Regions from separate parts of the Homo sapiens genome. Here region 2 is linked to region 1. Evidence: chromatin loops called from intact Hi-C (ENCODE). Cell type or tissue: MCF 10A. All regions are shown on one strand. Each heading gives the region's core, and the rest is flanking DNA. Links, peaks and the distances in the headings are about the cores only. Region 1 has its middle 68 kb from the start of UPP2. Region 2 overlaps PKP4 (plakophilin 4).

Region 1 (2,918 bases), core at 187-2,686:
TTTGTGAGGATACAGATCATAAAATTAGAGAGCACTACAAAGGCTGGATTCTGGAAATCCATGAGTTCCAGGTTATTGAAGTAAATCCTCTAATGGTTTTTGAGTTGCTAAATAGCAATGCTTTTCATATCTGACAGGCAGCACAGGTTTCTTTGTGCAGGGACACAGAGAGGCCAAATGTTAAGGTAGGAAGCAAGTAATATCATGGCATTTTCCTGACCTCTTTCATCTCTGCAGGCTCTGGCCCTAACAGGCTTTTAGGGGGAAATTGTACATTCCTTCTGGTATTTACCAGTATTGGCCTACCCATCCTTAAACCCTCAAATCCCGCTGTATAATTACCCCTAGGAGGCCAGGGGTCATTTAGAACACCAAATGTAGGCAACACCCAGCTATTAGAACTCAAACTTCAGAGCTCTACCTAAATTCTGGCCTGAAGCATACTGAAGATGGGAGGGGGGCCCCAAAGGTGGAGGACCTTTGAGCATGGTGTTTCTTTCTTGAAATAAAGGTGTTTAGTTTCTGAGGTTGGCCTGGGCAGGCTGTGTTCCTGTATAGGGAAGGGTATAGCTCCACTCCCAGGGAGGTCTCTCTGCCACACTAGAGCCCTGGCGGCAAAAAGGCTTACAGATGCTCTCACACTCACCTACTCTCCTGCTTTCTGCATTTAGCTGGGCTCTTAGGGAGGAAAACTGAGATGAGACTCAGGGGTGCTCTTATGACTGCAGATGGGATGGGTGGTTCCAGGAGGGAATGCTGAAGAATAGCTTCTCCAGAAGGGATCTTCCAGGGAGCTTGAGGGGAGCCAGCCAGCCAGCCAGCCAGTGAGTACTCCTCCTCTTTCCTGGGAAGAAGGAGAAGAGGCTGGGGAATGGGCGGTCCAGCAGTTGGTCTCCATGTAGGGCAATTCCTTGGCAAGATAGCAGCAATAACTAACTAGTTCTATGCAAGATCTACCTGCAGGCAGCTGTCCAACACGTTATAATTAAAGGGGTTCCACAAGCCCACTTTTCCAAGTAGTTTCTGTTATTAGCCTATCCTCAGGTTTAAAATGCTACCATTAGGAGAGATTCACTGGACTTTAGCACAAATCTCACCCCAAGGTTCTCTTAAAACATGCAGTTTCACAAGGATGCAATGAAATTAGTTTATTTGCTTATTCCAACCTGTTGAGAAGAGTGCATTGCCCTGAAAACATTAGGAGTTGGAGAAGGCAGCCAAAGACAACCAGATGTTTTGAGAGTGGACAGTACCAAGGGTCACCTTTACTTCCTTCAGGATTTGCTCTGGGGCAACACAGACCCGGTCAAGCAGCATCTCCTGGCTCTGGCAACCCAGAGAACAGTGTAAGGCTCCACACTTGGAAGTGGATACTTTTCAAGCTAGCTGTATGTTCAGTCTCTCCAGGAGGAAAAGCCATAAGAATCTAGGAGTTTGACCATGATCATGAATTCCAACCTTCCACCTCTGAACTGCTCTTCATGGTGTTCCTTCCTGCATGCATTTTTACCATCAGGGTGCTTGTTCTTGAAGCTGCCTGGGGACTCTCAAGTCTGCTCTCTGTGGGGAGGAGGTACGTTTTCACTGAGCAGACACAGCACTCCGCAGGGCAGGGAAAGCTCTCTGTTCCTCTTCCAGTGCAGAAGCCAAGGTCCTGGCTCCTTCGACCTCACACATAGGGCAAAGGCTTCTGCTCAGATGCTTTTCAGAGAGAAGGAAACCGTCCAGCAGGTGTCAGTAAGTTCTAAGATGTGTAAGGAGCCTGGCTTGATAATGGAGTGTGCTCTTTTCCAAACCAGCTCAGCCTTCAAGGATCTCAGAGGAGATGTGACAGACAGAGGGCCTTGAGTGACAGAGCTTCCAAGAGGGGAGCTTGGGAAGGGAAAATTGAAGTCCATTTCCTTCCAGAGATTTGTCGTGTGTGTGTGCCTGAGGATTCTAGGAAGTCTGTCCTATAAATCTGGACTAATTACGCATAGTGAATGAAAAGGAAGAGATTGTTTGGCACCAGTCAGCAGTTCATTATGTCTATGCCTCTGCTGCAGAGCATGAACCATTTCTGGCTTTATCTCAGGGGCAGCTTGTTCGAACTAGCCTTAAGATTCTCCTTCAAATTGAATGAGGCCTTAAACTGAGGTCACTGTGGAAAGGTCACTGTCAGTCCAGCCTGGAGAACTCTTTTCTGAATTAAGTTGGCCCTCCTCCAAATAAAGTGCACATCAGAAGCCCCAGAGCCACTGTAGCTTGCATTAGAGCCCCATTTCTGGCCTGGCATCAAATGGGGTTCTTGAAGATGTGAAGCAGAGGTGTGGAAAAGAGCTCTTTACCTTGCTACATCCTCTTCTTTTTATCAGAATTTATTAAAAGATTGCATTTTCAGGTACAGTGCTAGAAACTACAGAGGATACGTAGAGATATAAGATGGGGTACCTCAGTTTAAGAGGATCAGAATCTTTTTTTTTTTTTTTCTGAGATGGAGTCTTGCTCTGTCGCCCAGGCTGGAGTGCAGTGGTGCGATTTCAGCTCACTGCAACCTCCGCCTCCTGGGTTCAAGCGATTCTCCTGCCTCAGCTCCTGAGTAGCTGGGATTACAGGCATGCACCACCACGCCCAGCTAATTTTTGTATTTTTAGTGGATACGGGGTTTCACCATGTTGGTCAGGCTGGTCTCGAACTCCTGACCTCATAATCCACCTGCTTGGCCTCCCAAAGTGCTGGAATTACAGGCATGAGCCACCGCGCCCGGCCAAGGATCAGAATATTGAAGTGGGCTCTGATAGTCTGTCATTGATCAGCATATTATCCCATTCCTATTGTGCTGGATACAATCAAAGGAACTCCTCCTCCATTTTACAGAATCTTGATGGGTTATTAATTGGGCACCATACCCTACTACTGCGGCATGGGCTTGTAACCTG
Region 2 (2,918 bases), core at 175-2,674, 430 kb after region 1:
TGGGAGGTGTTTGTAAATGCCAACAGGAAACTTTTATTATGTAACAGTATCATATTACAGCAGTGTTTAACCCATGCTTAACCCGTGCTTTTTTGACTTGATGTCAAGATTGGGAAGTAAAAGCAAATTTAGTTTCCCTGCCGCATTAGAAATTGAAAACCCTGTTCAGATGTATGGATCACACACACACACACACACACACGACACACACACACACGATTGGCTGTGCAGATAGTTTTGCCTGCTTCAGGTAAAGGTAACCTTTCAGTTAGAAATGCTTTCTATTTGTTACAGATATTCAAAGAGTGGAAGTTTTTCAACTAGTGATCCTACACAATTGAAAATAACCGAAATTGTATTTTGACCAAAGTGCATTCCCTCCCCACCCCCTACTATTATGTAAGGAGAGGGTGCTGCATCTGGTGTCTTATGTATTATACTGAAGAGTCTAAGTTGGGAAAGCTAAATATCCAATTATTTTAATTTTTACCTGTATTGTTTTTGGAGGGAGATAAGGGAGCAGAGTATTGATGGAAAACAAGGGAAGAAGAAACTAGGGGCAGCTAGTATTCAGCCAGAAAGTAAAATTATATACATTATTGCAGCAGTAATGCATTTATAAGCTGAATAAATCAAATCTAATTTTGTGACTAGTTCTGACATGATATGAATTTAAAGAAACTACTACCAAATTCAGTTTAATAAAAATTTTAGCATTTCTATGACCTTGAGTATTTGGATTAGGTTTAAATTAGAATCGCAGTTTTCTTCCTTTTCTTGTAAATAGGCAAAGTAAATTTAATGTAAAAATTTGAAACTCGCTTTAATTTTTGAAAATGCAATTATTGGCAATTTTTGACCTTAGTAATTTCCATGCTGTTACCCAGGGATCAATTTAAATAATATTCATACCCTGGATGATGCCAACCATCAGGTAAGTCTAGTCTCTTACCTGACTCTTTTGAAATATTAAGGTATTTTGAGAATGCTCTGTAATCTAATGTGTTTTTCTTTCTGTTTCAATTGAGCAGTAATTCCCTACCTTGCTTAATTCTAAAATGGACATCATATCTTCATTCTTAAATGGAAGGTAAAATAGAGGTTACTATAGGGTTATTTTAGGGCATAAATGCCTATGGTATTGTATGTCAGTTTGGGAAGTTTGCCTTCACGCCTTCAAGTGTACAGGGAGATAGTTACTCCTTCAATGTGTGAAATGATTCTGTAGTGCCCTTCCTGCACTGAAGGGGGAAGAAGAATCTGAAACATAACACCAGAGGACTAGGTATGTTTGGAGAATTAAATAACTATTTCACAGCCAGACAACACTACAGACAGCTGCAAATAGAGAAAAGAAGGAAAACTTTTAAGATACGTGGATGTAAGCTTTCATTCTTACATCAATGGAAGTGATGATAGCAGTCAGCAGGTCAGTTCGATGCTCAGTGATAAGAAATAACAGGGTTATTTCAAGGTAAGGTAATCAGGCTCTAAGTTGCCAAGAACAGTAATTCATGTACTTGCTGGTTTCAGTTCAGAAGTTGCATAACATTCAAATATTTCTTACCTTGTCACTTTAATAATTCAGTGGAATTATCTTAATTTAGTGTGCTATGTTACCATTACTAAATTGGGGATGTTACATGATGGTGATCTTCAATTAAACTTAGGAATGTTGCAGACATTTTCTTCATCATTGACCTGTTGTTTTTCCTTTTCATAATTCAGATTTGTTTGATATACCAATAAATGTTGGCTATATCACTGATCATTTTATTATTCATAGTCTTGATAACATTATAGTTTATTATGACTCATATATAATGATTCATTGCAGCTGATAAAATGTTGTTAGGGATTGTATTGTGAGATTTTATTACTACCAAATATATAAATTAAAATGTGGAAGTGTCTGAGTTATTGTAAGTCATGTGATTGCAAAGCATTTTTCCTGAATGGAATAATGCCTGGTGACTGGGTGGGTGCCAATCCAGGTAGCTAGATATAGAATAATACAGTCTTCACAAAATCCAGAACTCACAATATAGGGTAGGGAGGGAGGGGGCCAGGGGAAGCACCTTTCTTTGACATCTGAGGCATGTTTGACTTCTATAGTTTCCTCTCCACTAAATATAAATTGGGTGAGTTGCAAATATTTAATGGTGTTAGTACTGCTCTTCCTTCATCTGTGCCCCTACACTGCCCCCACCACCCTGCCACAACACACACACACTATGCCATCACCACATCTGTGAGCTTGGCAAGGCAGAGGAAGCTCCTTATGGCCTGAGACCATGTACATAAAATGTAGACATTGGTGTCCTGTATTCCAGGTTGAATTTAAAACAGGTATGGGGTTTGACACAAAAATGATACTGTATATGAAGGTTAGGTAAAATATGTATTTGAAGTGAGGCTATCAGGGTACTATGCAGGCTTTTGGGGCCTGGCCCGAAACTTGGAATGCAGTTTTTCATAGAAACCCACAATCAGTTTACAAATAGACTTTTGAAACACTGGCTAGGTGGTATCTGAAGTTTTGGCCCATTGCAAGCTGTGTCTGAATTGCAAGCATGAGGGAAGTAAAAAGCATCCCAAATCAGAAATTAGGAGATCTGCCATTAAACCTTATTACCTTGACAAACCATTTAATGTTTGGATGATAGCTTCCTCCTTTTAAAAATACAATTTGGATTATATTGATCTAAGTTATATTTTAGCTCAAGATTCCTGAAGTTCACAGTGGTTTTTAAAAATTTTTCTTAAGAAAAAAAAAAGAACAAAAAACTTTTCCAAGCTTGAATATACATAATCAGCCCTGTTTCCCCTTGTACCTCAAATCATGGCAACAAGGAAGTTGAATTTCTCTTTTGAGACTTTTGAACCTTCTTCACATTCATTTTTAATTGTTTTGTTTT

The links. Peaks named below come from ENCODE experiments on the same cell type or tissue, not always from the same donor. Only the 100,000 strongest peaks of a DNase experiment are listed, where the experiment ranks them.
Region 2: a loop joins it to region 1, with 9 times the contacts of the local background. A loop is called at or near these places in 31 of 110 quality-filtered maps.

Annotation. Positions count from the first base shown.
Region 1 is chr2:158,032,706-158,035,623 of GRCh38, forward strand. It overlaps a transcript of UPP2 not described here. Among named protein-coding and RNA genes, the nearest start is that of UPP2, 68 kb to the right of the region's middle. In MCF 10A, for the core only: a CTCF peak has its summit at 1,737 (motif pointing right); a DNase peak (open chromatin) is centred at 1,726.
Region 2 is chr2:158,459,611-158,462,528 of GRCh38, forward strand. The region is part of intron 1 of PKP4 (plakophilin 4); the gene reads left to right. Among named protein-coding and RNA genes, the nearest start is that of PKP4, 4.1 kb to the left of the region's middle. In MCF 10A, for the core only: a CTCF peak has its summit at 1,230; no DNase peak of the experiment used is centred there.